Linked DNA regions of Homo sapiens: all the other regions are linked to region 1. A link is a contact called in ENCODE Hi-C or POLR2A ChIA-PET data. All regions are on one chromosome and are shown on one strand. Each heading gives the region's core, a stretch centred on a gene start or an enhancer-like site at or near the end of the contact. The rest is flanking DNA. Distances are from core to core; before and after follow the strand shown. Region 1 holds the start of TOR3A (torsin family 3 member A). Region 2 holds the start of TDRD5 (tudor domain containing 5). Region 3 overlaps LOC105371632 (a long non-coding RNA gene). Region 4 has its middle 66 kb from the start of C1orf220. Region 5 has its middle 18 kb from the start of MIR4424.

Region 1 (6,124 bases), core at 908-3,407:
AACCTACTTTATTTACAATGGGATGCTAAATCCAAGTCAGAACATCTCAGAAATGAGCAGGTAGCCCTACATAAAAGTTCCAAGTACAGATAATTCTTTCCACAACATCTTAAAACTTGGATTGTTTTAATAAACTATTGTTACTATTAATTTTTTCACCATAAATTCACTTATAAACCACCAGTATTAACTAAAGCCATCCTTGCCTCCTGTGTAGACCACCCAGAGCCTCCTCCATGGCTGGGTAGATACAAAAATAAAACTGGCCACGTATTGAGTGTTGATGATGTGCTCATTGAATGAGCTCATTTAATCTTCACAGCAGCCCTATGAGGGGACTATTTTATTATCCCTTTTTATAGGTGAGGAAACAGGCATGGGACGGTTCAGTAACATCCATGGTTGCACAAATAGAAAATGGTAATCACTATATTAGACTGCCATTCAGACTCAAACGACATTTGTTGAGTGAGTTAATTTTTTTTCTTTTCTCTTTTTTCTTTTTTTTTTTTTTTTGAGATGGAGCCCTGCTCTGTCACCCAGGCTGGAGTGCAGTGGTACCATCTTGGCTCACTGCAACCTCTGCCCCCTGGGTTCAAGCCATTCTCCTGCCTCAGCCTCCTGAGTAGCTGGGATTACAGATGCGCACCATCACACTCAGCTAATTTTTGGATTTTTAGTAGAGACTGGGTTTCACCATGTTGGCCAGGCTGGTCTCGAACTCCTGATCTCAGGTGATCCGCCCGCCTCGGCCTTCTAAAGTGCTAGGATTACAGGCGTGAGCCACCACACCCTGCCTAATTTTTTTTGGTTTTCCAATAAGCACTGTGGTGTATGTGCTGTTAACTGTCTCCGGTGGACTCCGCAAGCTCGATGTACACAGTGCTGGGCTGGTGCCATGGCTGCTACTCTATGAAAAGTTTTTGACATCACACTGAATGGCTGAGACACTATAAACATTTTACTTTTCAACTCAACCTCGTGTCCTAGCAAAGGTGCTTTATCTAGTTTCTGTAGCTGTTCGAATGAAAGGCACAAATTTGGTGAGCTGCTGAGAATGGAGCAGACCTGGCACGGTGTGATCTAAGAGACTGGGGTGAACAGATGAATCAAGTTGCCTGTGACATTTGTGAGACACGGTGCTAGTATTCACCTTACTGTCTGGAGGGCCCAACCTCAAAGCCACTAAACATATGACATTAGCCAAGTCCTCTGATCTCTCTAGACAGCAGTTTTCTCCTAAGACAAGACGGCTTTTTGGCTTGGCTGAAGTAAGCCAGGTGATTTTAAACAATGCATTAAGCTCTTCTGAAATCTAACAGCCTTGTTCCATGCTCCTCGCTATGGAGAAGAGAGCGCTGAGGGAAAGAGGCCCTGTAGTCTTTTGCCAATGGTGTCGGATGGGCTGCTCAGTCCCAGCACTTGAAAGTTGCAAACCTAGTCAAGAAAGTGCACACAGTACTTCGGATTTTTATGAGATATAATTACATTGACATGACGCCTCATGATTTACCCATGACTCGGGGGGTTTCCAAACTCCAAACACCTCCAGACTGGAGCCCGTCAATCAGCTTCCTCTTGCTTTTCGTGGACTCCCACTGTGGAAACCTGCTGGTGTTTTGCTGCGGTTTCATTTCCCTCTGCGGAGGAGCCAGGGCAACCTTGGCCAGACAGGCACCTAGCTGTGCCCTTCTTTCCAGGGCCTCTTCTCCACTCAGCTGACTCCCCTGGCCTGCCTAACGCTCCTGACTGAGACGGTTTTCCGGCTTCCTCTAACAGGTTGGCGGGAAGTTGATCTGCAAACGCGAGGCAAAGCAGGAGTGTCCTTATTCGGTAGGCCTCTGATGGGCCACCAGAGCCGTCCGAAAGTCCTAGCGGAGTGATTGACAGTGGCCATTTCAAAGCCTGAGTTCACCTTCTTTGCAACCACAATCACGACCCAGAATAAACTGCTTCCTGGAAGCCGGCTAGTTGCACCTGGCCTGAAGTCAGTCTCGGGACTGCCTCTCAGGACCCCAGACAGGGTTTCGGGTTCCCGCCTGGGTCACGTGTACGGAGGCTGCCAGTGCGCACTCAGCCCGGCCCGCCGGTCGCCACAGCAACACCAATCCCGGGTTCAAGCCCGCCTAGGAAGTGCGGTCCCCGCCTGACCGCCCCGGGCTTAAGGGAGCCTGGCTAGGCCGGCAGCCGGATGGTCCCGCAGCTCGGGGCCGGCCATGCTTCGCGGTCCGTGGCGCCAGCTTTGGCTCTTTTTCCTGCTGCTGCTCCCGGGCGCGCCTGAGCCCCGCGGCGCCTCCAGGCCGTGGGAGGGAACCGACGAGCCGGGCTCGGCCTGGGCCTGGCCGGGCTTCCAGCGCCTGCAGGAGCAGCTCAGGGCGGCGGGTGCCCTCTCCAAGCGGTACTGGACGCTCTTCAGCTGCCAGGTGTGGCCCGACGACTGTGACGAGGACGAGGAGGCAGCCACGGGGCCCCTGGGTAAGACCCCGTCCCCACGGTCCGCCGTTCGCTGCGGAGCAGAGTGCGATCCGGGCGCGGCTGTGGTCGCCTCGCTCCTGTCCGGGGCGACATCTGGGCCCGCAGTCCTGCTCTGCTCAGCCGCCGGTACCGGCTGTGGGCGGGGGCAGCCTCCGCGGAGCAGGGAGCCCCATCACCGCCCTTGCCCCACCCGCGTCCCCTGCGCACCCCCCTGGCGCCCGGCTTCCCGTCCCCCGCCTCCCCTGATCCCTGCGCTTTCCAGATTCTCTCGCACCGCCTGTGCCATCTCCCAGCCCACCCTGGCGTTATTCGAAGGTGTTGCTCTTGACAGCTCTAGGGAACGTCCGCTGTGGACATGCCTGGTGACTGCCGTCTCCCTTGCTGCTTTTGGACGCAGGGCTTGAGGACCGACAGTGGGCCGAGTCGGGGCTGGGAGTTAGAATCTGAGTTCTGGGTGTCCCTCTGTCCCTGACAAGTTGTGTGGCAAGGTTGCCGCATCACTGTAGAGCACCGGATGGTCTCCTCTCGGTCTCACAGCTCCTCCTTTTCCAGGCTGGCGCCTTCCTCTGTTGGGCCAGCGGTACCTGGACCTCCTGACCACGTGGTACTGCAGCTTCAAAGACTGCTGCCCTAGAGGGGATTGCAGAATCTCCAACAACTTTACAGGTTGGACCCCGCATGGCTTCAAGGGGCTAGGGATCTGTGGGGAGGGGAGGCAGTCCAGGGGAAATGGTTAGATGCAAGGGACCTTTCGTCATCCTGCCCAGCCTCCCGACAAGCAGGAACTGCCACAGTCTGACTGAAGTTTTGAGGGAGTACCAAATGCTTGAGTCAGGGAAGCCCCTTTTTAGCCTCTAGCTTAATAGCCCAGGCAAACTGAGCTGTTTGTCAGGCCCAGAGCACCTTGTTTCACTCTAAACAGAAACAGCTACCTCTCAGAGGGGGCTGGAACTATCCAGAGAGAACTGATCAGAAATTCTGGGTTGTGATTAAAAGTGTCCCTTTCTTTTCTTTTTTTTTTTTGAGACGGAGGCTTGCTCTGTCACCCACACTGGAGTGCAGTGGTGCGATCTCAGCTCACTGCACCCTCCGCCTCCTGGGTTCAAGCAATTTTCCTGCCTCAGCCTCCCGAGTAGCTGGGATTACAGGTGCCTGCCACCACGTCCGGCTAATTTCTGTATTTTTAGTAGAGGCGGGGGGGGGGGGGGGGGGCGGGTTTCACCATGTTGGCCAGGCCGGTCTCGAACTCCTGACCTTGTGATTTGCCTGCCTTGGCCTCCAAGAGTGCTGTGATTACAGGCGTGAGCCACTGTGCCATGGCAACCAGTATTTTCTAATTAGTTTGGGTTGCTTGATTTGCATATCGCAGTTGATTTGCATTTTCACTCTCACAAGGTGATCTTTGGCCCCATGTTCTGAAACCTGTTCAGACATTTGCAAAAGCTTCCTCTCTTTTCCCCAGGAGCAATTTCTTGCCCAGAGTTCTCCTGATCCCAGGTCCTTCAATCTCCATAAATGAGGCCCACCCCAGATATTTAGGTCACTTAATTGGCCAAAATGCCAATAACACAGTGTGTTTAGGGACACAGTCTGGCTCAGGACAGAAGATAGGACTACATACAGGTCAGGAAGTCTTAATTTGGATCACTGCTGACTTGGATAAGACCCTAGGTAGCAATTAGCAAGTTACTTTCTGTCCTCAACATGCCTTTTGTTCGACAAGGGCCTGGATATCCAAATTGTTCTGGCCAGCGGATTGGAGACCCCTCCTAGTCGTGCCTCTTCCTTGCTGGCAAACTGAAGAGTCCTTCCCAAGTGTCCGTTTCCTCAGCTGTATTTTATTTTATTTTTTTTACTTATTTATTTTGAGACCAAGTCAGTCTCTGTCACCTAGGCTGGAGCAATCTCGTCTCACTGCAAACTCTGCCTCCCAGGTTCAAGCGATTCTCTTCCCTCAGCCTCCCGAGTGGCTGGGATTATAGGTGCCCACCACCATGCCCAGCTAATTTTTGTATTTTTAGTAGAGAGGGGGTTCACCATGTTGGCTAGGCTGGTCTCGAACTCCTGACCTCGTGATCCGCCCGCCTCAGCCTCCCCAAGTGCTGGGATTACAGGCGGGAACCACCTCGCCCAGCCAGTTTCCTCAGCTTTAAATGGGAATAATAATGCCTGCCTTGCAGAATTGTGAAGACCAAATGTAAAACACTTAGCCCAGTTCTGAATACAGAGAAAAAAGCAGCAAATGTTAATTTTCTTCTATGTCACTACTACTTTTGGAGCAATGTGTGATGCCCTCAATGTTTTATCATAGACCTTGACCTCCCAAGGCTCCAGAATACCTGCTCTGGGCTGGCTTAAGGTGTTCAACCAATTGATCCTGGATTTGGAATGCTCACCCACAGCTGGCCGCACACCCTGCCTGTCTGCACTGTGGCTCCTGGTAGCGCCATCTCCAAATCCTACAACCTCACGTCTGACAGGAGGAAGTTAGACCTAGCAGAAGGCTTTGCACACTGGAGCTGCTCTCACCAAGTGTTGGCTGAATTGAATGAGAATGAATAAAATCAGGCTTCTCCATAAAACAGGGAGCCCTGAAACCAAGGGATGGGAGCAGCCTCAGGACATGGGGGACAGGGTTCCTCCCTAGACAGGTCTGTGCCAACTGTTCTGGGTATCTGCAGGATCTTTAGGAAGGGTGATTCCACTCTCCCTGAGTCCCATCTTGATTTCCCAAACTCTTCAAAAAGTAGTCCTTGAGGCTGGGCGCAATGGCTCACGCCTGTAATCCCAGCACTTTGGGAGGCCGAGGTGGGCGGATCTCGAGGTCAGGAGTTCAAGACCAGCCTAGCCAACCTGGTGAAACCCGTCTCTACTAAAAATACAAAAATTAGCTGGGTATGGTGGTGGGCACCTGTAATCCCAGCCACTCGGGAGGCTGAGGCAGGAGAATCGCTTGAACCAGGGAGGCGGAGGTTGCAGTGAGCTGAGATTGCGCCACTGCACTCCAGCCTGGTGACAGAGCAAGACTCCATCTCAAAAAAAAAAAAAAAAAGAAAGTAGTCCTTGAATCCCTTCTGCTACAAAGTCTGCCCTCTGGCTTCTTATTCTAAGGCCAAACAGGAGGAGTAACTGATTCCACCCGAGAGAGATTCAGAGTTGCTTGGTTTCTTGGCTGTTGGCTGTTGTGGTGGATGGGCCTGTGTGTGCCTTTTGCTGTGACTACCTCTTTCCTGTCCTTAGGCTTAGAGTGGGACCTGAATGTGCGGCTGCATGGCCAGCATTTGGTCCAGCAGCTGGTCCTAAGAACAGTGAGGGGCTACTTAGAGACGCCCCAGCCAGAAAAGGCCCTTGCTCTGTCGTTCCACGGCTGGTCTGGCACAGGCAAGAACTTCGTGGCACGGATGCTGGTGGAGAACCTGTATCGGGACGGGCTGATGAGTGACTGTGTCAGGATGTTCATCGCCACGTTCCACTTTCCTCACCCCAAATATGTGGACCTGTACAAGGTGAGGCCGACCAGGGCTGGGGTGAGGCCTCTGTGCTGGGAGGGAGACCCTTCTGCCAGCCCTTCCTTGCAAGGAAATGGGCTCTGGAGAAGCCTGGGGAGGTGGGGACAGGTGGCAGAACCTGTGACAGAGCCACTCCGTCC
Region 2 (6,124 bases), core at 2,053-4,552, 510 kb after region 1:
GCATCAAGTGCTTAGGAATCCATTGGAATCTTGGCACCCACCTTTCCCGAGTCTGATCTCTGGACCTGGATGACTGGCCAGTTGAGCTTATCAAGATGATGTCATCCATTGGGAACGAGATATTCAACAGCGTCTGGGAAGAGAGCAGCCAGGGGCGGATGAAACCCTTAGTAGACTCCACAAGGAAAGAGAAGGAACAATGGATCCATGCCAACTACGAGCAGAAGCTCTTCCTGGCCCCGCTACCCTGCACGGAGCTGTCCCTGGGCCAGCACCCGCTTCGGGCCACCGCAGACGAAGACCGGCAGATGGCCATCCTGCTGCTGGTGCACAGCTCCTGGGACAAGGTGAAAGAAACCTTTGGGGAGGGAGACAGAGATGGCCGCACTGCACTGCATCTGGCCTGCCACAAGGGAAGTGTGGTCCTGGTGCAGCTCCTGATCTGGTACCGGGTGGACGTCATGGCCCAAGATGCCCATGGGAACACAGTGCTGGCCTACACCTGGCAGGCCTCGAGGCAGGAATGCATCAATGTGCCCTGGAGTATGGCTGCCCAACGAGCACTGAGTGCTCATGGCCACCCCTAACCTGTCCAGGAGAAACAATAACCAGAAAAGCAGCAGCAGGAGGGTGCCCACCATCATCTGAGGAACAGCCGTGCCTGCCTGCCCGCCAGCCACACCTGGGACGCGGCAGCCTCGCAGCATACTCACTTGGAAGTCGCAGCACGTGAGTCCCATCACATCCCCTCACTCTTCCTGGTGGTCGCCTCCCTCCCACCCACCCACTCCCACCCCACACAAAATCACAAAACCTGGACATCCTCAAGGGGTGAAGAGGCAGCTGGGAGACTGTAGAAGCAGTTCCTTTGCTCAAATTTCCCTAAACCACAAGCAGGAGAGAGCGACAGGCCTCGGCTCTTTGATGATAGCACACGGCGCAGGACCCTTGTTCTGGTGGCACAAGGGGCGGGGATGTGAGGGGGAGGGGCAACTTTCCTTAACTGGCAGTTAAGCACATCAGTACTACCAAGCGGAACACTTGGATTCCATCCCTTCTCTGAGGAGCTTGATGGCATAAATCAGAAGCAAGCACAGAGTTTGTCAGGTTTGAAGCCCTTATGATGGTATGTGTCAAGTCAGTTGTAGCTAATCTGTCCAGGGAGAATACTGGCTTCATTACACTTGTACAGTTGAGTTCTTCCAGCATTACTGCTGTTTAATAGAAGAGGATTAGTCATCACCAAGAAGACAGCAGATTAGCCAAGGAGGTAGTTATGCGGCATGCTCCGGTGATCGCCACAATGTGATTGCAGTACTCTTAGAAGCATCATATCATCCCAGATATGTTCTTTCAAGCCCTTGGAGCCCTCCTTTCTAAATTCACTGTCATAATTTAGTATCTGTTTAATTTTTCAGTCCAAAGAGAGGAAATCAGTTGCTGAGTAACTTTCTTTTTGACTGCGGTCTCCTTGGTGCAAAAACAAAATGGGAAAAATAAATAAGAATAACTCAGAAATTCAAAAGGAAATCACAAATTCAGCTAATAATAGCATTTTGAGTATATTTTGTAAACCAAATAAACACACAAAAGGCTATTTTTTCCAACCATAAGAGACATTGTCTGTCCTTTTGCCAAGGTGGATGTGTTAGTCTCAGGCCCTCCTGGGCCACACTGCCAAACTCACACGGACTTCTGCATTTTATGTATTTAGATAAGATGTGTGAAAATATATTTGAATAAAAGAAGTTCATAAATATGCATTGATTTTTGTACAGACAAAAGGCACCTTTCTTAATTTATAAATTGAACTGGATGTGAACTAATAATGTGCAACTAGTTGAGATAAGAGGGTTACAAATCATTGTACATGGAAAATATTCCCAGCAGTAAACACTTCCATTAATGTGATCTACAGCTTTTAAAAAGGAGCATCTCAGAATAAGATGGTGGTACAATTTGCTTGTTAAAATTGAGAAAAAATAGACACATTGGAATATATTAGAAAGGGAAAAGAAGGAATGTGATTTCTTCTGATTGAAAGCATGATTTAGATCAGATACAGTTTTTGCTAACCAAGACCAAGGGGCTCTGGCAAGACAGGGTGGTTTTCCGAATGCCAGACCGAGGTGCCTTACGAAGGCAGCTGCCGATGGTTCTGTGGCACAGACTGGCTCCTGAGAACCCAGACGACCTTGACCCTGCACCCCCGCCCTCCATGCTAGTACCTCGTCTGATTCCCATCGCCACAGTATCCAGCTGCTTGAGACATCAGCTGCCTTCAGTGGTGGTAGTCAAACATAGTCAGCCAAACCATGGCATCCCTTAGGTTAAAAGAAAACGGGGCAGCTTTGCCCAGAGCCTGTTGGCACTGTGGGCGGGGGAGAGGGTTGGGGGAGAGAGAAGGGTTGTCACGATGGAAGATGAGGACACTAGTCTCATGTAGCACAGAAACACGAAGTCACATGCGCTGGCAGCCTCCGGGGTGCTCCTTGCTGTCATATATTAAACCTTACATTTTATAAGAAAAAAAAAAGAAGGAAGATAAGGTCATTGTGTGTGCTTAAGCCTCTTTGTTGATTCAAATTCTTTGGTTATTTTGGTTTGTCTTGTTTCTTTAATTAGACTGTACATTTTAAGGTACAAGTCTTTATATTATACAATGCCCCTCCCTATTCTATATCTCTTAAACTACTGTTTTCTGGTTTTCAAGGACTTTATAAATCTGGCTCATTCTACCAAACCAACTATACATCCAAATAAATCTCTAGTGGCACCTAGAATGTTGTCCGCTCATTTAAAAAGGTCTCCTAGCCCCACCCATTCCTTCATCAGGGAGCCAGAGTTGCCTTTAGCTCTGCAGGGATTCTCAGCCAAGAATCAGAATTTTCTGTCTGTGATTTTCCTCAAATAAACCCAGACCTATTGAATGAGAATCTCTGCTTATCAGACCTGTGCATCCTTTTCGCCTCTTACATAGCCCCACAGGTGATTCTGAGGCCCACGCGGCCCGCTTCCCCTCCCTGCGTCAGGCCCGGCCCTAGCTCTGGAGGTGGTTGGATTGGTTCAAGGGCTGCAGCCCCACCTCGCGTCTTCCCACCGCGTCGGAGGACGTAGGCGCCTGGGATCCTGGAAGGCGGCCAGCCTCTGCAGCCGGGCCCAGCGGCTCCTGAGACTGGGGCGGACCTCACACCTGACCCCGGAGCGGCTAATCCTGCCCAACCGTCCCACCTGCCACGTGCCCTCGGGGCTGGAACGCGGCGCCCCGGGAGAGGCCTGCTGGTCAGGGGGCGCTGGTGCGCAGGCGCGCGGGGCCGCCGTCGCAGCTACCTTCCTGCGCCGATTCGGAGAGGGCCCCCTAATCTCTACTCGGCCCGCACCAGCAGCGCTGGCGTCAGGGCGCGGTGGGGGCAAGACGGGTGACTGGCAGCAGGGCGGTGCCGGGCCGAGAAGGGCGCCTCACCTGGCGCCTCCTGCCTTCCTTTCCACCTCAGGTTGCAGAGAGCCGCCAGGGCAGGTGGAAGGGCCACGCCCCGCTCCCGTGAGGGTCACCGAGAGACGTTGGGGGTGGGGCAGGGACCCCAACCCTAGACCAGGTAGGGGGCGGGCGAAGATTGGTGGTACCTTCAGGTAAGAGGGAGCGGGGAGCGCCCCCTCGGCTTGGGGTGCCAGAGGTGTGCGGCGGGAGCGCCTTTTTTCGTGGGGCCCTCGCCCTGCAGGGCGGAGGCGGCATTGCGTTGGCCTTAGTTCCTAGTCCTGGTTCCCGAGGAGCCCCTGAAGGCTTCGGATGGGAAGTTTGCGTTGGAGTCCAACACCCGACAGGAACCCCAGTTAACGCCTCCGCATGGCCAGGGGCAGAGTTCTTGACACCTGTAGCTTAATCAACGCAGGTGGAGATTCAGGGCTTGAATCGCCCGGCCACGCGCAAGCCGCAGGGCACCCTCATACTACTACTTCTGCCTTATTACCCTTAAAACTGGAGTCTCAGTTATTTGTATCCCACTATTGGTTTTTTTTTAAATCTTTTTTCGTGGGTTTGCCCCCTTTTCCTCAGCTGCGTTTCTGTCTTCAGTCCTGTAGGGCACAATGTCTGAACAAGAGCGTATACAGGAATGTCTGCGGAAGGAAATAAGGTCACTTCTCATTTCCACCAAAGATGGTTTGAGCCCACAGGAGTTGGAGAAGGAGTACCTTTTGATGGTTGGCAACCATCTACCACTCCGAATCCTTGGGTATCGGTCCACTATGGAGCTGGTATTGGACATGCCTGATGTTGTTCGTGTCTGCCCCGGTGCAGGTGGTACTGTAATACTGAAAGGTAGGTTTAAGATTTTTGAAGGTCTATAAACTTTGTAATAAAAACAATTGCTTAGTAAATAATTATTCTAGTTCTGCAGTTATTATGCATCCCAGCCAGTGGATTTTAATTTGGTGGGGGAGGGAGACTCATAGGTGCTTTTGAGGTTGTGGGCAAAATTGGAACCTCTGCAAAATTAACAAACCATTCCCCCAAACAATCGTGCACTCACAAAAGCTACATTTTTACATATGATTTCAGGTTCTTGCACCTTAAGTCGAGAGAAACAAAAAAAGGACTTCTTAATTATAAAAACATGTTTTAAATTTCGTGAAGCACAAGAAAAAACTATTGTAGGGAAGTTTGCAGTTCATCCCAAGAGTTTCAAAAAATCTGTCAGGGGTCAATTAGTTGTAATGATAATACATTGAGTTAACTTTTCTTCAGCTGGCAGGAGAGCTAGCAAGCTGTTGCCCAAAATGCAAGAAATCGAGGAACCAAGAGTTACTGTTTATCGTGCTGCCTGGATAAACAGCTCCTTGGAGAGTTAAAAACTGTATAAACACAGATACTAAGGATAAAGAAGGGAGTAAGTTTTCCTCCTAAATATGATTTCTATTTTTCACGTCTCAGCCATTCCAGATGAATCTACCAAAGGAATAGCAAGCTTAGTTGCAAAACAGAGGAGCAGCCATAAGCTTCGAAACTCAATGCATAAGGGAAGACCTAGTATTTATTCTGGACCGAGATCTCATCGGCGAGTACCTTACCGAGGAAGGGTTGCCCCTATTCTTCCAGCTGTTGTGAAGAGTGAGTTGAAGGACCTGTTGGCGTTATCTCCTGTTCTTCTTTCTGATTTTGAAAAGGCATTTGCCAAAAGATTTGGACGATCATTCCAATACATGCAATATGGATTTCTCTCTATGTTTGAAGTGCTTAATGCGGCTTCAGATGTCATTTCTGTAGAGCAGACCAGAGCAGGTTCTTTGTTGATGCTAAAGAAGAGTGTAACAGAGGAAAAGCCGAGAGGATGTCCAGCAGGTACGCATGTGAGCAAATGTTGGAGCAGTCATGGCACATAGAGGGGTGTGTAATCACTAAGGTCTATGAGTTCGTTAGAGTTGAAGCCTGGCTCTACTACTTGCCAGCTGAGTGGTCTCAGGCGAACTGTTCAATCTACTTAAGCCTTAGTTTTCCTCATCTTTAAAATAGAAATAACAGTATTTCCCTCTCAGGGTTGTGTTGAGGACCTTACATGAGGTGAGTTCTGTAAAATCTCTGGCATTTAGTAAGCTGATAATAAGTGGTAGCTATTATTATTTTAAAAACTACAAGATCAGCTCTCTCTAGAACACTGTAAATGAACTTTACATGAATGTGTTCATATAAATAAGCTATATGGAAAATGAAAAGTTAAAATACTTAAATTATTAGCCTTAACCCTTCTAATCTTTGCCATCACTGGGGCTTATCCTAGGAGACACTTTGGTAACTTTTGTGGTGTAATAATAACCACCTTATCTGTATAGCATTTTACCTTGCATTCTCATTACCATACTAGGTAGGGTAAGTAACTGTGTCTTATAGATAGGGAGATCAAAGCTAAGGAAAATTAAATGGCTTTTCTAAAGTCACATGGCTGGAAAAGTGGTACAGCTAGAGTTAGATACCCAGCTCTTATTGCTGCCCATCCAGTGAATTTCTGCCCAAATGCTGTGTCTATTAAAGGCTCAAGAGACCAGTGTGACCATCTGGGTAGTATCTCCCTTGACAATGTACAGTTTACACACTGAGCATAGGCGGAGCCTACTTGGGAGAATTCTATGC
Region 3 (6,124 bases), core at 1,612-4,111, 510 kb before region 1:
AAATGAATCAAAATGCTAGATAATCAGAAAGAGCTATTAAGGAACAAACACTGTAGAACTTGCTTGTATACTGGAGCAGGATTAAGGAACTGGTTAGGTCAAGGCTGTGAATTGCCATTAAGAAATCAGTATTAAAAGTTGCTGTCTTGATTGGGACTCTAAGTACCTTCTGTTTTGTTTTTCCCACTAATTTCCCAGACTCCCAGGCCCTTCCAACCAGTCAGTAGGTTAGTATTAATCCCTTTAACCCCCATACATCCCTGGGGTGGGGTTAGGCCCAGTTAAACCCAGGCCTCAAGGTTCCATTGAACCCACCCAAGGTCTGTGGGAAGAGACCCCAGTGCCTGTCTTGACTCACCCATTTCTTTTCTTTGTCAGCTCTTGTTTTTCTTCACCTTGGATTATCCTGAAGCTCAGTTAATTGAGTCCTGAATAAGTAAGGGCATGTTGTAATTCCAAATTCAAGACAAGTTTTCTATTTAACCAGAGGTCCTTTTCATGTTACTCACAGAGGAGACACTCAAGACGGGGTATCAATGGAATTGCAGTTTGATAACTAAACAGAAGCACACTTGAAACTCTGGTGACTAATACAGCCCCATTCACACCTACCGAAAGACAATCCCCTGCTCTATCTGTGGTTTGAATCGATCACAAAAAACACAGATTTGCTTCCAGCAGCTAAAGTAATTTTAGTTTTATCAAATAGTGTATGTTTGGGTTTCTAGAGTTAAAAAAAAACTCATGCTTGGACCTTGGGCACCCATTGGAAGCTGCCTATCTGTTCCCACCCTTGCTGCTAGGACTCTCCTCACTGCTGTTAGCACACAGTGGGTTTCTACTGCTAAGAACTCCCTCCTCAACCCTGCCCTGGCACCCTAAAAATGACCTGTGCTGATACCTTCTCTCCCCTGCTCCCCATACACCCACAGGTGCAGGAACAGCTCCAGCTCTGCCTTTGTCCCGCGCTTTGAGCTTTTTTCAGGCTTCACCACTGCTCTTTCTTTGGCTTCATACTTGGGTTCTTTTTCTGTACAGGGTTAACAACTATATCATGAGAATATTAGTTAGATTCCATTTAACTTTTTACAATTTAATTAAATAGAGGTAATTATAGATTCACATCGGGTTGTAAGAAATAATACAGAGAGATACAATGTGTCTTTTATCCACAGTTTCCTTCCAATGGTAACATCTTACAAAACTCTAGTATGTGCAATATTACAACTAGGAAATTGATGGTACAATCCATAGATCTTGATCAGATTTCCCTCCTGTCTTACATTTACTCTGTGTGTGTGTGTGTGTGTGTGTGTGTGCACGTGCACGTGTATTTAATTCTATGCCATTTTATCACATGTGGAGGTTTGTATATCAATCACCATCTCTTATGTTGCCTTTTTGTAACATAATCTATTTCCCTCTCCTTCCATCCTCCACCCCCTGGCCCTAACCCCTGCCAATCACTAAACTATACTCTCTCACACTAATTTTATGGTTTCAAGAACGTTATATAAATAAAATCATAACATACGTAATTCTTTGGGATTGGCTTTTTCACTTGAAATCCATCCAAGTTTTGTGTGTATCCATGGTTTGCTCCCTTTTTATTGCTGGGTAGTAGTCCAAGGTCTAGATGCACCACAGTTTGTTTAACCATTTGCCCACTGAGACATCTGGGTTGTTTCCAGGGCCTATTATAAATAATGCTGCTGTGGACATTTGTATATAGGGTTTTGTGTGAACATAAAATATGTTTTTATGTTTCTGGGATAAGTACCCAAGAGTGAAATTGCTGGGTTTTGTGGTAATTGCATGTTTAGTTTTATAAGAAACTTCCAAAATGTTCTCTAGAGTGGCTATACCCACCAGCAATGTATGAGAGATTCAGTTTTTCTACATCCTTATCAGCAATTGATATGGTCACTATTTTAAATTTTAACCATTCTGATAGGTGTGTAGTAAAATTTCACTGAAGTTATTTCGTTTTAAAAAACAATTTGTACTTTTCAACTTTTGTTACTAAATATTTGTGCAGCTTTTATATTTTTATTTTTCAGAAACATTTTAATTACTGAATAGCTGTGTAACATGTTAGAAAAATCCAAGTAATATTTCACATAATTCCATTTCACTTGCCTGTCCATACTTTTTCAGTATGCCAAGAATTCTATGCCTACTTTTGACACATAACTTGATGTCAAGTTTCACTTGATGAAACCTTTTTGATAATTGTCAACTCAAAAGTTAACACGACATATACTTCATGAAAATGGAGTTAATTGGCTATTCTGAGCCTTTTATAAAGAGAATTGCTTCATCCACATACCAATTAAGTTTCTATATTTATAAAATATTTTTCTAATCAAAAAATTAATTGAAACTATGAAAAAATAGACACCTGGCTGTTTCTTTCTTTTTCTGTTGTTGAGACAGAGTCTCACTCAGTCACCCGGGCTGGAGTACAGTGGCACCATCTTGGCTCACTGCAACCTCCACCTCCACCTCCAGGGTTCAAGCGATTCTTGTGTCTCAGTCTCCCAAGTAGTTGGAATTACAGGTGCACACTATCACGCCTGGCTAATTTTTGTGTTTTTAGTAGAGATGGGGTTTCACCATGTTGGCCAGGCTGGTCTCGAACTCCTGGCCTCAAGTGATCTACCCACCTCTACCTCCCAAAGTGCTGGAATTACAGGTGTGAGCCACCATGCCCAGCCAACCTGGCTGTTTCTTTTCCAGCCCTTCCAGAATGAGAATTCATGTAGGCCATCTGCCCCACTCTGATCTGCAAGCTGCCTCCCTGATTCCTTGACTCCCTGCAACCCACATCCCCTCCTGTCTTCAGGACATCATACTCGCACCTGGGGGAAAAGGGGAAGTAAAAAGGGAGGCTCAGTGCCCCTGGGTCTGCTTTGTCTGTGAGAGAAATCTGACATTGTTGGCAGAGAACTAACATGTCTTCTTAGAAAAAAGTAGAGCCCCAGTTGCCTGGATACAGTCAGGAATACATATCACTGGATCTGTGGGTGACCTGTAGTTACTTTGTCCCTATTTGAGTTTCCTGAATGTTAAGAGGAAAATGGAGCAGAGCTAACAAATACCTCATACCTGCTTGGGCTTTCTCCGTCAGTCCTCTGTGTGTGCATCACACACCCACACATATGCAAAATAGCTCAGTGTAAAAACCCTGCAGTAAACATCAATCCTTGTAGATTCCCGGGGAGTTCTAGTTGGATTTGCTAGCAAAGCAACTTCCATAAAGACTATAAATAGCAGGCATGTGCCTCTGTAAGCAGTGCAGCTATTTTTTTTTAAATAGGGGATTCTCATGTTACAAGGACATCACAGATTACTGAATAATTTATTTAATGGTAGATTATATGGGCTTCACTCTTTGCCAGTGAGCTCATACCCAAATGTCTAAAGGAGATAAGGTGAGCAAAAGCTAGATGTCAGGCTTGGGTGAGCTGTTTATTTATTTTTATTAGATATGTATAACTATTGTAGCCATTTATATTTTACTTAATATTATCTCAGCTGCAAAGGTCATATATACAATAGTGTCACTACTTTATTACAGACATTTAGCTAACTTCTAACAATTCATATCGCACACAGCATGAGAAATACAGAATAGAATAATAAATAACTTTGGTTGCACTTGATTTTAACAAAGGACTGTGATATATAGGAGTATGTTTGTTCTCTATGAAAGTATAGGGAAATGAGGGGACAAAATTCAAAAAAAGGATGTTAGATTTGAAAATAGAGATAAGAAAAAATGATCTAAATCCATGTTTTTCTGTGAACTATTGTTATAATCTTTTCAATGACTTATAGTAAAAAAAAATTGCTTATAAGCTTACAGATCTTAGACATTTTACCTTTAGCTATATACAGTTCTCAGGTGTGCAGAGGTACCCTGGAAGACGGACATACTTTTCTGTCAAATGTAATTTTAATGAATATGAAATTTATTTAAAAAGGAAATTTAAATTTGGCAATAGCAAGATGTCAAAAGATTTGAACAGGCACATAACAGGAAATTCATGTGGCCAATTAACATAGTAAAAGATTCTTGGTTTTGTTTAATAATCAGGGAAATGCAAATTAAACTCACAGTGAAATGTTACTCACTACACAGCCACCTGATCAGTTGAAGTTTTAAAGTTTGACAATAACAAGTGCTGTTGAGGATGGAATATAGTGAGAACCGCTGCTGTTGGAAGTTTGTTTTTATTTATTTTTTGAGTCAGGGTCTTGCTCTGTCACCCACGCTGGAGTGCGGTGGCGCGATCATGGCTCACTGCAGCCTCCACCTTCCAAGTAGCTGGGACTACAGGAGTGGACCACCATACCCAGCTATTTTTTTTTCTTTTTTTTGTAGACATGGGGTCCCACTGTATTGTTCAAGCTGGCCTTGAATTCCTGGGCTCAAGCGATCCTCCCACCTCAGCCTCCCAAAGTGCTGAGATTACAGGTGTGATCACCGCACCCAGTCTGCTTTTGGGAGTTTAAATTGAAGCAAAGTTTTGGCAAATAGTTGCCATTCTCTACTAAGGTTAAAGATTCACACACCCTATTCACAAGTGGAGAAATTCTGATGTGGGAAAATGCCATCAAGGCAGGTGTACATGCATATGCTGTGGACCAGGATGTATACAAGAATGTGTAGAGAAGCAGTGTTTGTAATAGCCCCAAGCTGGAACCAAACCAAATGCTGGCCTGTCATAGAAAGCATAAGAATTAGAGCCACTTAACAACAGCATGGTTGGAGTTAATAAATATAATGTTGAAGAAAAGAAGCAAGACACAAATACTCAGAGTCAGGGTCCATTGATATAAAGCTTATAAACGGGCAAAGCTAAACTACATTGTTTAGGGATGCATATAGAGATAGTAAAACTCTAAAGAAAAGCAAGGAAATTGTTATAATAAAAGTGAGGATGGTGGTTACTTTTAGAGGAGAAAAAGAATTGTGACCGAGCTTACTCTGAGACTTCTGCACTCTGGAAATGTTCTATTTCTTGACCTGGCTGTGGTTTCATGGGTTTTTACTTCATCATCATTCACTGAACTGGATCTTTACTTCCATAGTTTGTGGATGTACGTTATGTTTCACGCACACATACATACACACACATGATGCTTTCTAGTCATACTACTAAATACTGAAAGATCAAAATCTAGAAAAAGAAACTCCCTAGTTCAATTTAGTACCTTTAAAAAATGAACTTTAAGTATTCAGTTCAGTTGAATGAACATTCAAAACAACAAGCCGAATCTATGCACCATTGTGCCTCAGAATTCTACAGTGTTGTGCTGGAAGGACAGCCAGAGGAAAGGAAGGAGCATCAGCTCCCAGGCAAGGGCTGCTTCCCAGCCAGCTCTGCTCCTCCACATCTCTTTCCCCAGGCAATTCTCTAGGCTTGGTTTCTCATCTGTAGAGGCCCAGACTGGATCTGCTCCTCTGAGAGTCTCCTAATATATTACTAAGAGTCATCTGTTGGAAGTTTGTCATTTTTAAAATATAAAATTCTTTTCATTTGGACAAGAATCTAAAGAATATAAGCATATTTGGGGTCCTCCCTATGTCCACGTTTGAGTGTACAGTGCCAGCCTTGCTCAGTGTTCACAATCACAATGCAACCTAGATGCGCTATTTTAATTGCCAGTTGTCAACTGTTAATTGCCAATCAGAAGAAAACGCAAGTGGCCTTAGTAGAGTATGTACTTGCCAAGTGAGCTCACAGAAGGCCCACAACCAGTGTTTCCATAGGAGTTTGAAGAGACGATGCCACGTGAGATTTAAGTCATGAGACAATGCAGGTGTAAGGCGTGCCCAGCTCAGAGAACCGACTCGGTGCTTGAGTTACCAAGCAAGGGGCAATTTGACTCCACAAAATCACACTATCTGTCTCATTCAATTAATGTTACCTTGAGTTTTATTGGTTTTATATTTGATTTGTCAAATCATGAACTTATTTTGATTTTATAGTTGTAGAAAACTTACAAGGGTTGTATACCCAATTTTATGTTTGTGTACATCCAACTAACAATCTTTATAAAAGTGGTTTATGTTAACACTGGAAATCATCCTTTTTTTTTTTTTTCTTGAGAAAGC
Region 4 (6,124 bases), core at 1,289-3,788, 470 kb before region 1:
TGAAACCCTATCTCTACTAAAAATACAAAAAAAAAAAAAAAAAATTAGCTGGGTGTGGTGGGCACCTGTAGTCCCAGCTACTCGGGAGGCTGAGGCAGGAGAATGGTGTGAACCCGGGAGCGGAGCTTGCAGTGAGTCGAGATCGCGCCATTGTACTCCAGCCTGGCGACAGAGCAAGACTCTGTCTCAAAAAAAAAAAAAAAAAAAAAAAAAAGCATCTACACAGCATTATTCTGTGCAAAACACAGCCCACAGCAGGTTTCCAGTTGTCAGAACTGACTCCCCAGTGTGAGCTCCTCCACTCCTCACCTGTCATTAAGGGCGTCATTTCCATAGAGAACGTTCTTGAAAATCAGCCCTTCTATGAAGCTTCTTTCCAACATACCCCTCCCTGTTCTTTCCCTTCCACCTGGCAACAGAAGACATTTTCTCTTCTCTTTGAGCACACTGGGACTACATGCAGCTCCTGGGGAAATTCTCCAAAGAAACAGATTCTTGCTTTTAACTCCTGACCTACTCACACAACAGAGCCCACAGCAGGAAGGCCCCATTCTCGGCCTAGTGAGCTGAGGTGTTGCCACCCACTAGGCACAGCTGCTCTGCTAATTTTAGACCTCTCTGAGAAGTCACTTGACTTCAAGGCACTTGGAGACACACATCACACCCTGTCTCAGGAGGTGGTCTGGGGTGGGGCTCACTCTGCTTTCAACACCCATAACACCTTGTAACCTACAAAAGTGACTTTTTTTTGGAGGTTCTCCTCAATAAATGATAAAAAATAAATGACAACACTCAAAATGAGCTGTGAAACTGAAATTTGTTTCCACCTGGTCTAGCCCTGAAGCCTTAGGTGCCTTATTCAGCTGCCTGATCTTTACCAGGCACCACCTCATATTCCACACATCCACAGCTTAACCCTGGTGAGTGCCGCCTGGGGCAATTTTAGTCACCCAAGCTAGGACCCTCAGGACAACCCTGACTACCTTCCATCTCTCTCCAGTCACTAAATCTTAAACTGAAAACTATTTTGTCTCCTAAATAATGTTTGCAAACTTCCCCTCTATTCTGGCACCCTCATCCCATTTCAGGTTCTCTTCAGCGTCTCCCTGCACACTGCAGCAGTTTGCCCACAGTCACCCCGCCTTCTGTCTCATCCTCAAAGTCTAGCATCTATGGTGATCTTTCTAAAACCATGTCTATATCTCACTTAAACCCCTTCAAGGCATCCTGTCAGGTTCTCCAGCCTATCTGCTCATTAGAATCACCTGGGCCCTTAAAAAAAAAAAAAATCAGTTCCTGCTTCCATTCCCAGAGATTCTGATTTAAGTGGACTGGATGGGAGAAAGAAACCATATTTCTTTTTAAAATTTCCCAGGAAATCCTAATGTGCAAACATGGTTGAGAACCCCTGACCTGCAGGATAAAGTCCAGGCTCCTTCCCATGGCACCCAAGATGCTCCTGACTGGGCCCCTGGCCACCCTCTCCGGCCAGCCTCACTCCTGGCCAGTCCATGCCTTTATGTGCCAGCAACACTGAACTGCTTGCAGCTCCCAGCATTGCTTATGCTGTTCTCGCTGTCTGAAGTGCCCTCCCTACTGGTCCAACCAACATCACCTTCTACAGAAAGCCATTCCTGACTACTTTCCCTCACCTCCAGGTGCCCCGTGAAACTTTGGATGTGTCTCTATTACCGAACATTCACATGATTTTATGATACCCATCTTTCTTAAACACAAGGGAGACATTTATTTATACAGGGATAGTTCACAGAGCCCAAAGCTGCTGAAACTATAGCTGGGCCTCTCAAGCACTGGAACCCTGAATTAGAAAGCTTTCAGATACCAAGGTGCTTTCTTTCAGTCATTTTCTCTCACTGGGTTACGTGGCTTCTGGTGTCTGTTCATTGCTTTTGGATCTCCTTGGCAGACAACATTCTCTACCTCTGTGTACCTGGGTGGGCCAAAAATGGGCACTTCACAAAGGCTGAGTCAACTCCTGAAGGCCGTGTTCTCACTTCCAGCAATACTGACCAACATCCTGGCTGTCAATTCTAAAGTCCCTGAAGAGAGAATCTTATTGGCCCAGGGGTTCACCCTTGTCCATCAGCTGTGGCCAAATAGGGTTGCTGCGTAAGAGGCAAGTCTTGAAAAAATAGAGAGGAGTCATAGGATTAGCAGACTACCTAAAAGGTGACAACTATGCCCCAAGAGTCAAGGAATTCTTGAACTATGTGATAACCATGTATAGGTCAGCAATAGAGACCAAGTGCTGTGTGAGCCCAGAGGAGTAAACCATAGTAGTCTTCGATGTCAGGGAAGTCCTCACAAGAAAGTTGGCACTGGGCCAGGCATAAGAGAAAATAAAGGGCAAATGGCAATATCAGCAAGATACCTAAAAATTAGGCTTTTATGTGAAAGTACAAGAAATGGACTGAAATGGTGGCAAGATACCGGGATCAGCAGATGGGCCTAAGTTTGGTTCAGACTGTGAGAGTCTTTAAGTGACAGAATAAAAGTCTGGTCTTCACTGCTCAAGAGGGGGTTCCTCTCAGAGGACCTCAATCACTCAAGTAAGGAGAAGGGGGAGTCAGGAGACCCAGGGAGAGGCCCTTTGGGTCTGAGTTAAAGCAATGAGTCACTTCTTACTACTTAACAATGCAAAAAGCACTTTGCGGCCGGGCACTGTGGTTCAAGCCTGTAATCTCAGCACCTTGGGAGGCCGAGATGGGTAGATTACCCGAGGTCAGGAGTCTGAGACCAGCTTGGCCAACATGGTGAAATCCTATCTCTATAAAAATACAAAAAATTAGCTGGGTGTGGTGGCAGACACCTGTAGTCCCAGCTTCTCAGGAGGCTGAGGCGCGAGAATTGCTTGAACCTAGGAGGCGGAGGCTATAGAGAGCAAAGATCATGCCACTGCATTCCAGCCTGGGTGACAGATCAAGACTCTGTCTCAAAAAAAAAAAAAAAAAAAAAAGCACTTTGCCTGTGTTACTTCCTCTAATCCTCACAGTATCGTAGTGTGGGGGAGAGCTGGCTTTTATTTTACCCAGATTACTGAAGAGGAAAATGTGGTTCAGTCCGGTTATGCAACTTGCCTAAGATCACATAACTAACTGGCAGAAGCATGACTTGAATGTAGATTCTGAAGTCTAATTCTGAAGTCTATTCTCATTCCAGGGCACTGGGCTACCCAGCAATGGAAAGCTCAAGCTAAAACTGCCTTGGGTTATAATATAGAGAAAGACTGAATAATGCTGGAAAAAATATTTTTATTATTGACTAATGACATAGAAAAATGCTCATGATATGATACTGAGTGATGGAGAAAAGATTGACTACCAGACTGCATAAGCATTGTGGTGCTAATCTTAAAAAGTGTATTCTGTGCTCGTCTGTCCTGTGGACAGTGGTCAGGCTTCAGCCCCATCCCTGAGAATGGCCCCCTCTGAAAATCTTCCTTCTTTTCAACTATACTTTGCAACCATGGTGCATTCTTTTGGGTTATTCAATCACAGGGATGAAAATTTTAGTGACTGTCTCGTACCATGAATCATAGCAATTTTAGTCATAAGATAACTCTCACGTTCTACTATAAATAGGGCTGGGCTTTCATTACTAGATACACAGTAACAATTAACAATAAACAGTAGTTTTTCATAAATGGATACTGAGAGAAAATATTACAACCCTGAGTCACAATCTTGGCTAAAAGAATTGTATAATTATCTAATGTATTTTGGACTGTTGAAATATATACTTCATATTGCTCAATGATGGAACATTTTTCTTTATAAGTATTTTGTAAAAGAATCTCTTGTTTTTACATATATTCAACTGGCAAAGGTTAAAAAAAATTTAACCCACTAAAACTTAAAGTATAATAAAAAAAAATTTAACCCATAGTTAGTGAAGGTGAGGGCAATTTGGCAATAACTATCAAAGTTGTAAATATACATGCCCTTTCGCCTAGTAATTTCATTGCTAGGTATCGTTCATATATAATAAAATGTATGTGCAATGTATAAGGATATGTAGTGTAGGCTGGGCGCAGTGGCTCACGCTTGTAATCCCAGCACTTTGGGAGGCTGAGGCAGGTGGATCACGAGGTCAGGAGATCGAGACCATCCTGGTCAACACGGTGAAACCCCGTCTCTACTAAAAAAAATACAAAAAATTAGCTGGGCATGGTGGTGGGTGACTGTAGTCCTAGCTACTCGGGAGGTTGAGGCAGGAGAATGGCGTGAACCCAGGAGGCGGAGCTTGCAGTGAGCCAAGATCATGTCACTGCACTCCAGCCTGGGCAACAGAGCGAGAATCTGTCTCAAAAAAAAAAAAAAAAAAGGATATATAGTGTATTTATAATAGCAAAACACCTCAAAGCATCTTAAATACATCTGAAAAATGGATTGGCTAAGTCAGTCATGATACAACCATTCAATGGAATCCCCTGCAACTGCTATAAAGAATGAGGTAAATACAGAGGTTCTAATATGAAAATATGACCAAGACATTGCAAGTGAAAAAACAAGATGGAGAACAATGTGTGTAGCCTGCCTTTATTTGTGTGTCTTTTTAAAAGTGAAATTATACTTCTATGTGCATAGAAAAATTCTGGAAGAATACTATTTGGCTATTTGACCACGAGAATGTGTAATTTTTATAATTAAAAAACATTTATTGCTCTCACTGAAAATTAATACAATTCTTTGGTAGAATGTTTAGAAGACATAGAAGTGTATAATGGCCAAGGCATGGTGGCTCATGCCTATAATCTCAGCACTTTGGGAGGCTGAGGCAGGAGGATCACTTGAGTCTAAGAGTTTGAGACCAGCCTGGGCAATATAGTGAGACCCGTCTCTACAAAAAAATATAAAAAGTACCTGGGCATGGTGGTGCACACCTGTGGTCCCAGATACTCAGGTGGCTGAGGTGGGAGGATTGCTTGAGCTGGGAGGTAGAGGCTGCAGTGAGCCATGATCGCACCATTGCACTCAGCCTTGGCAACAGAGTGAGACCCTGTCTAAAAAAAAAAAAAGAAAAGAAGAGTATAATGGTAAAAATGAGAATTACCCAGCTAAAACAGGAATTACTCAAAAACAATTTGATGTTTTTCCTCTGGTATTTGTTCCGATGCACATATACTTGTAACTGCCCAAGGGGTTCACCTTGCCCTCTGCTTAGACAGAGCTCATTCATCAAGATGAGAATTGCAATAGAGAAAGAGTAACTCACGCAGAGCTGGTTGTGCAAGAGACCAGAGTTTTATTATTACTCAAATCAGTCGCCCGAGCATTCAGGGAGCAAAGTTTTTAAGGATAACTTGGTAGGTCGGGGAGCCAGTGAGCCAGGAGTGCTGATTGGTCAGGATGAAATCATAGGGAGTGGAAGCTGTCTTCTTGCACTGAGTCAGTTCCTGGGTGGGGGCCACAAGATTAGATGAGCCAGTTTATCGATTTGGGTGGTGCCAGCTGATCCATCAAAGCTAAGTCTGCAAAATATCTCAAGCACTGATCTTAGGAGCAGTTTAGGGAGGGTCAGAATCTTGTAGCCTCCAGCTGCATGACTCCTAAACCATAATTTCTAATCCTGTGGCTAATGTTAATCTAGTCCTCAGACAAGAAGGAGGTCTGCTTTGGGAAAGGGCTGTTACTGTCTTTGTTTAAACTATAAACCGCAAAGTTTCTCCCAAAGTTAGTTCAGCCTATGCCCAGGAATGAACAAAGACAGCTTGGAGGTTAGAAGCAAGATGGAGTCGGTTAAGTTAGATCCCTTCCAGTGTCTCAGTCATAATTTTGCAAAGGCGGCTTCACGTTGTCCAGGAAACAGGGGTAAGAAGTAGTCTGGGCCAGGTGCAGCAGCTTATGCCTGTAATCCTAGCACTTAGGGAGGCTGAGGTGGGAGGATCACTTGAGGTCAGGAGTTCGAGACCAGCCTGGCCAACATGGTGAACCCCTGTCCCCACTAAAAACACAAAAATTAGCCGGGTGTGGTGGTGCATGCCTGTAATCCCAGCTACTCGGGAGGCTGAGGCAGGAGAATCGCTTGAACCTGGGAGGCCGAAGTTGGAGGTTGCAGTGAGCCAAAATCCCGCCACTGCACGCCAGCCTGGGTGGCAGAGTGA
Region 5 (6,124 bases), core at 1,575-4,074, 420 kb before region 1:
CATTCTCCTGCCTCAGCCTCCCAAGTAGCTGGGACTACAGGCGTCCACCACCATGCCCGGCTAATTTTTTTGTATTTTTAGTAGAGACGGGGTTTCACCATTTTAGCCAGGATGGTCTGGATCTCCTGACCTCATGATCCGCCCGCCTTGGCCTCCCAAAGTGCTGGGATTATAGGCATGAGCCACTGCGCCCGGCCTATTTTTTTTTTTTTTTTTTCTTAAGCAACACTCCAGGTGGCTGAGATGCTGGCAATCCTCAGTCCATAATTTAATAAACACTGCAGTGTGGCCTCGGGCTGGCTGTTGACTCAGTTTGGGCTGGGCATAAATCAGTTAATCTCTCTGTGCATCAGTTCACTGCCAGTAAAGTAAGTCTGAGAATTCTTAACTAACTCAAAGATATAGTCCTTGAGAAAGGAAGAAGCCACACTTCCCTCAATAGCCTGGCAGTGTACACTCCTTGCTCTAAGAAATACATGGTAAACAGGGACTGTGCCAAGACTACACACCAATAAAACATTTTGGACCTTTAGCCCTGCTCTCATGGAGAAATATGAGTGGTCTCAGGAAGTTTGCAGCCTTGGTTTTCATGGTAAGTCCGGCGCACGTGAAACTATTGGCATGCCACACAACACCATGGATGTGTCCAAATATGTGGGACACCTCAAAGGCCACATGTTTGGAGTTTCCTTCTATCTCCTCCTTCCTAACCTCTAAATGCCTGTGGGCTCCGGGGTTCTGGCCTCTTCTCAATTTACATTCTCATCCCTAAGCTTAAGTGAATTCCCAGGTTGTATCTCTAGCCTGATGGCTCCTTGAGCTTCAAACTCTTACATATCCCACTGTCTACTCAACAGCTACACTTGGATGTCTCAAAGGTTCTCAAACTTCACATGTCCAAAAAGAAATTCTTGTTTCCAGATTCAATAACCCCATACAAATCTGCATTCACTTCCTTCCCCAAGCTTTCCCTATGAGGACGTGGTAACATCATCTATCCAGGCACTTAGACTTAACATTAAGAAGTTGCTCTTTGTTTTGTTTTTGAGACAGTGTCTCACTCTGTTGCCCAGGCTGGAGTGTAGTGGCACAATCTCGGCTCACTGCAACCTCTGCCTCCTGGGTTCAAGCAATTCTCCTGCCTCAGCCTCCCAAGTAGCTGGATTACTGTCATGTGCCACTTTGCCCGGCTAATTTTTGTATTTTTAGTAGAGATGGGGTTTTGCCATGATGGCCAGGCTGGTCTCAAATTCCTGGCCTCAAGTGATCCACCTGCCTTGGCCTCCCAAAGTTCTGGGATTACAGGCATGAGCCACCGCACCCAGCCTAAGGAGTTGCACTTGATTCTTCTCTCCCTCAAAGCCCTGCAGGTTCTCACCTCTGCCTCCCATCCATCTTCATCTCCTACTACACTCTGCCCATGTTAGCCTTCTTATTGGTCTCCTAGAGCACCCCTCATCTTTCTAGAACATTCCTGCCTCAGGGACTTCACTTCCTGTTCCCTTTCCCTTTCTTCTCTTGGGTTAGCTTATGGTTGATTTCTTTTCTTTTCGTTCTTTTTCTTTTCTTTTCTTTTCTTTTCTTTCTTTCTTTCTTTTTTTTTTTTTTTTTTTTTTTTTTTTGAGACAGATTCTCACTCAGCCACCCAGGCTGGAGTGCAAGGGCACGATCTCAGCTCACTGCAACCTCCGCCTCCCTGGTTCAAGCCATTCTCCTGCCTCAGACTCCCGAGTAGCTGGGATTACAGGTGCCTGCCACCATGCCCAGTTAATTTTTGTATTTTTAGGAGAGATGGGGTTTCACCATGTCGGCCAGGCTGGTCTCGAACTCCTGACTTCACGTTATCCGCCTGCCTTGGCCTCCCAAAGTGTGGGGATTACAGGTGTGAGCCGCCGCGCTCGGCCAGCTTATGGTTGATTTCTTGTCATAATTTAAGTCTCTCCTCAAATACAAGTGTCTCCTCCTCAAAGAGGCCTTTCCCTATCACCATATGGAAAAAGCTCTTATTCCTATGGTCACGCACTAGCCCTTACCCTGCCTTTTAATTTTTTCTCACAACATTTGTCTCAGTCCGTTATACTACTTATTTACTTACTACCTGATTATCTGTCTGCCATACTAGAATAAAATCACCAAGAGGGCAAAGACTGTCTTACTTACCATGGCATCCTGAGTTCCAGAATGGTCACTAGCTGTATTAGGCTGTTTTTGTGTTGCTATAAAGAAATACATGAGGCTAGGTAATTTAGAAAAAAAGAGGTTTAATTGGCTTCTGGTTCTGCAGCCTTTACAGGAAGTATGGTTCTGGCATCGGCTTGGCTTCCAGGGAGCCCTCAGGAAGCTCACAATCATGGCAGAAGGTGAAGAGGGAGCAGGTGTCTCACATGGTGGGACCAGGTGCAATAGATAGAGTGGGGCAGTTGCCATACACTTTTAAATGACCAGATCTCATAAGAACTCACTCACTGTCATGAAGACAGCACCAATCCATAAGGGATCTGCCCACATGACCCAAACACCTCCCACCAGGTCCCGCCTCCAGCACTGGGGATTACAATCCAACATGAGAGTTAGGCAGGGACAAATATCCAAACTATAGCACCAATAGTGGGTTCTTAGTAAATATTTGTTGCAAGAATGAAAGAACAAATGAGGAACGGATATCAGCTATTAATAACAAGGGGGTTTGGGGAATCAGAAGAATAATGAGTATTAGTACACTAAAAACAAAACAACAACAAAAACCAAAAACAAAACAAAGATTCTATCTGGGGCTTTGGAAGGGCTGGAAATATTTGAGTAGGTGAAAAAAAAAGAAGAAAGGGCCTAACATAAGCTAGGTGGGGAAACCACAAGATTCGTGTGGCAATAAAAATAAACTGATCTAATAGAGGCAGAGAGAAAATGACAGAGGCAAAAAGGAACTGAGATTGAATAGGTTAAAAAGGGTCAGAGCAGAGCAAATTTTGAATGTGTCACATAGAGGAGTTATTTGAAGGGGACGTGACATTTTCCAGTGGGGTGTCAAGGTGTCAAGGATGAGTGTGGTGTCATGTCGTGACTGAAGTTGGGAATAAAGGAGTATTCTGCTGCCGGCACAATACTCAGGCAAAGTACCTTGGGAACAGATAAAGGGTGCTACAATTAGATTTCCCCACAGCCTAAGCAGAAATCCCAAGGAGAAGCCCCTTTGCTCTTGGAATATGTCTCAGAAACTTAGAGGTCACAGCTGAATCTGAGAATGGACCCAGCCAGGAGGACCTCACATACTCACTGGTTAGAAATAATTGTTTGTTGCTATAGAATCCAGTAAGTATTAGTTCTTGTGTGAAGGCATGGCACTGGGGGGCTTTCTGAAAGCACATTGGAGATATTGTTGGGAAAATGTTAGGTTTTTAATCACCAAAAAATGATCACAATTGAATTTCAAGTAAATTGCCTCCTTAGTTTTGCTGCAGCTGCCTTAAAAACATCCTTGCTTTTGGAAGTGGAATATTCATTATGATTCAAAATGATACTTTGTAGTCTTGCTCTAATGATGCACACACATGACCTTTTGAGAAATCCAGATGTTGCTAATGTTCCAGCTGTGTAGAATAGATTTACTGTGACTAGAAGCTGGAAATGACCTAGATAAGCACAGCAAAACCCAAAGGACCCACTCATTTTTTTCTGTTAAGATGAAGTGACTAATTGGATGGTTAAACCTGTTATAGTTCCCTGGCTTCCACCTCTTCTCAAAGAAGAGAAAGGCATCTCATTATGTAGCACCAAAGCGACATTTTAAAGAGTGCTTCAGCATTGACTTTATTCCCAAGCTTGTAACTAGGCCATTTATTGCATTTGAAAAAAGAAAATGCCTCCATTGTGCCTCCTACTGTGTCATACACCACAGCATCACCATGGGTGATGGGAACACTGAACCTGTGCTACCTTCCTCCACACTGGCCTCAGTGTCCCTCCTGTTTTCTGATGCACTAGGAAGAAGACTTATATCTAGCGGGTGTTACATCCCTGGGTACTCACCTCTCTGCTGGGTGCTCAGTGAGTGTTCACATGTGAAGGAAATAACATCACACCCATGTTACATATGAAAAAAGCAAATTCCAGAGAACATTTTCCCTCCATCATCTGTTTGTTTCAGATAAGTAATATATTGACCCTTGGGGCTCTCATTTCTGAACTCCAAACTTTTGCAATAAGAATAGCTCTGTCAGGCTGGCGCAGTGGCTCACGCCTGTAATCCCAGCACTTTGGGAGGCTAAGCCAGGTGGATCACTTGAAGTCAGGAGTTCGAGACCAGCCTGGCCAACATGGTGAAAACCCGTCTCTACTAAAAATTCAAAAAATTAGCCAGGCATGGTGGCGCACGCCTGTAGTCCCAGCTACTAGGGAGGCTGAGGCACAAGAATTGCTTGAGCCCAGGAGACGGAGGTTGCAGTGAGCCAAGATCACGCCACTGCACTCCAGCCTGGGTGACAGAGTGAGACTGGGTCTATCTCTCTCTCTCTCTCTCACACACACACAAACACACACACACACACACACACACACACACACACACACACACACACACACAGAGAATAGCTCTGCCTGGTCACATAGAGGTGGAACCCTTTGTAAAAAAAAAAAAAATGCTGTATTACTTAGAAATATCTAACTCTCACTTGTTTCAAGAAAAAAACACTGAGAAAACAAAAGTCCAGGACAACAAAAGAATATACAGAGGAAAAAAACAAATGATCCCTTTCTCCTCTGGACAGGGGCCACATTTCCTTTGTCACTATATCCCCAGTGCCTAGAGTGAAGAGGAAATTGAGATAGTTCTGTGGGGGCAAATGAATTCATATGGTGACTTTGGGACCCTGCATTATGGGGTCTGGACTGAAAGATTCCTTCAAAGTCACTCTGGACCAGGCCCACTGCTTCCAGGCACGTTTACATCCAAAGTAAGCAACAAAAGGATCTGACCTCTCTCCCTAAGGCCTAGAACACAATACAGATAACAATAAGAACAACAAAGTGGGTTTAAGATAAAATAAACACAATACACATTGCATTCTTGTCTTCTTTTCTTGTCTTTTCTGGCTGTGTGTATGTTTTTTTAACAGGAATCTGTTGGTGGGAGAATTCCTGGATGTTTCCTACAAGCAGATGGCAATGTTCTCTTAGTCTCATCGGAACCAGACAGAGAAGGGGACGGTGGAAAAAGGACTGATAGAGACAAAGCACATCTAGCCAACCAGTCACCCTCTACTTCTAAAGACTTTTGAAAACAAGAGTATTGTCAAGAATTATTTAACATTATTATGATACTATCATTATAATCAAGGAGTGGGCTGTTGAGAGATTTCATCTTCATTCATTTTTTCAACAAATGTTTGGTCAGTGCCTAGGATGTCAAGTACTGGGCTAGTTGCTTATTTTATAAAGATGAACAAAACAGAGTCCTTGCTAGCAGCTAGGTCATAATGAAGACAACCCAAACAACAATGACCGCGCTGTTAGCTAGGACAGCAGCGTGCCTAGGATGCAAGGAGAACCTTGGAGGGCAGTCAGAAAGGGTCCCAAGACCAGGTGACATTAGAGCTGTGCTGGGAAAGAGGGGTAAGATTTAGACGCAGGCGAAGAAACGAAGCAAGCACATTCAAGGTGGGAGTCAAAGTCACTGAAATATGAGAGCACCTGAGCTAGTTGGTACCACTAGAATCAGGGGTAAGGCTAAGAGAGGATGAGGAACTGAGGCTGATGAAGGTAGCAAAAGTAGACCAAGCAAGATGTTGGCTCTCATGATTAGACATTTTTTCTCAAAGCAGTGGGGAACCATCAAAGGTTTTTCACCAGAAAAAAATGTCATGTTAACATTTTTTTTAAAAATTGAGACAGAGTCTTACTCTGTTGCCTAGGCTAGAGTGCTGTGCCACAATCACAGCCCTCCTGGGCTTAGGCGATCCTCTTGCCTTAGCCTTACACATAGCTGGGACCACAGGCACATACCACCACCATGCCTGGGTAATTTTTTAAAAAAATATTATTTGTAGAGACAGGGTCTCACTATGTTGCCCAGGCTGACCTCAAACTCCTGGGCTCAAGTGATCCTCCTGCCTCAACCTCCCAAAGTGCT

What was found. Hi-C counts contacts between places; a loop is a spot of excess contacts on that map. ChIA-PET counts read pairs that join two places held with the same protein, here RNA polymerase II (POLR2A). Pooled maps may share reads with other maps.
Region 2: a loop to region 1 is called in a map of mammary epithelial cell, with 8 times the contacts of the local background. The contact joins the promoter of TDRD5 here to the promoter of TOR3A in region 1. A Hi-C loop is called at or near these places in 10 of 168 maps with a recorded cell type or tissue (A673, CD4-positive, alpha-beta T cell, Caco-2 and 7 more), 19 of 37 single-sample maps with no recorded cell type and 24 of 50 pooled maps. POLR2A ChIA-PET finds 5 or more read pairs at or near these places in 1 of 52 experiments (WTC11).
Region 3: a map of OCI-LY7 shows a loop between it and region 1 (3-fold over the local background). The contact joins the enhancer-like site here to the promoter of TOR3A in region 1. A Hi-C loop is called at or near these places in 1 of 168 maps with a recorded cell type or tissue (OCI-LY7), 7 of 37 single-sample maps with no recorded cell type and 5 of 50 pooled maps. POLR2A ChIA-PET finds 5 or more read pairs at or near these places in 4 of 52 experiments (GM12878, OCI-LY7, WTC11 and 1 more).
Region 4: a loop to region 1 is called in a map with no recorded cell type, with 12 times the contacts of the local background. The contact joins the enhancer-like site here to the promoter of TOR3A in region 1. A Hi-C loop is called at or near these places in 17 of 37 single-sample maps with no recorded cell type and 5 of 50 pooled maps. POLR2A ChIA-PET finds 5 or more read pairs at or near these places in 1 of 52 experiments (OCI-LY7).
Region 5: a pooled map shows a loop between it and region 1 (5-fold over the local background). The contact joins the enhancer-like site here to the promoter of TOR3A in region 1. A Hi-C loop is called at or near these places in 3 of 37 single-sample maps with no recorded cell type and 5 of 50 pooled maps.

What each region holds. Positions count from the first base shown.
Region 1 is chr1:179,079,913-179,086,036 of GRCh38, forward strand. TOR3A (torsin family 3 member A) reads left to right here and starts at 2,158. Exons shown (of 6, transcript NM_022371.4): 1 at 2,158-2,475; 2 at 3,028-3,141; 3 at 5,716-5,981. The coding sequence starts at 2,217. RefSeq lists silencers at 2,133-2,422, 2,563-2,732, 3,723-3,782 and an enhancer at 5,974-6,124.
Region 2 is chr1:179,588,530-179,594,653 of GRCh38, forward strand. TDRD5 (tudor domain containing 5) reads left to right here and starts at 3,303. Exons shown (of 18, transcript NM_001199085.3): 1 at 3,303-3,596; 2 at 4,073-4,318; 3 at 4,931-5,338. The coding sequence starts at 4,087.
Region 3 is chr1:178,572,935-178,579,058 of GRCh38, forward strand. LOC105371632 (a long non-coding RNA gene) reads right to left here. Exons shown (of 4, transcript XR_922315.3): 1 at 359-6,124. Among named protein-coding and RNA genes, the nearest start is that of C1orf220, 33 kb to the left of the region's middle. Within about 2 kb of position 2,862, at least 3 of the 41 ENCODE cell types and tissues checked have a DNase peak (open chromatin) inside an H3K27ac peak, as active enhancers do; they include OCI-LY7, where a contact is called at or near this core.
Region 4 is chr1:178,605,578-178,611,701 of GRCh38, forward strand. No RefSeq gene overlaps it. Among named protein-coding and RNA genes, the nearest start is that of C1orf220, 66 kb to the left of the region's middle. RefSeq lists enhancers at 344-493, 504-643, 2,748-2,827. Within about 2 kb of position 2,539, at least 9 of the 41 ENCODE cell types and tissues checked have a DNase peak (open chromatin) inside an H3K27ac peak, as active enhancers do; they include OCI-LY7, where a contact is called at or near this core.
Region 5 is chr1:178,657,072-178,663,195 of GRCh38, forward strand. No RefSeq gene overlaps it. Among named protein-coding and RNA genes, the nearest start is that of MIR4424, 18 kb to the right of the region's middle. Within about 2 kb of position 2,825, at least 2 of the 41 ENCODE cell types and tissues checked have a DNase peak (open chromatin) inside an H3K27ac peak, as active enhancers do.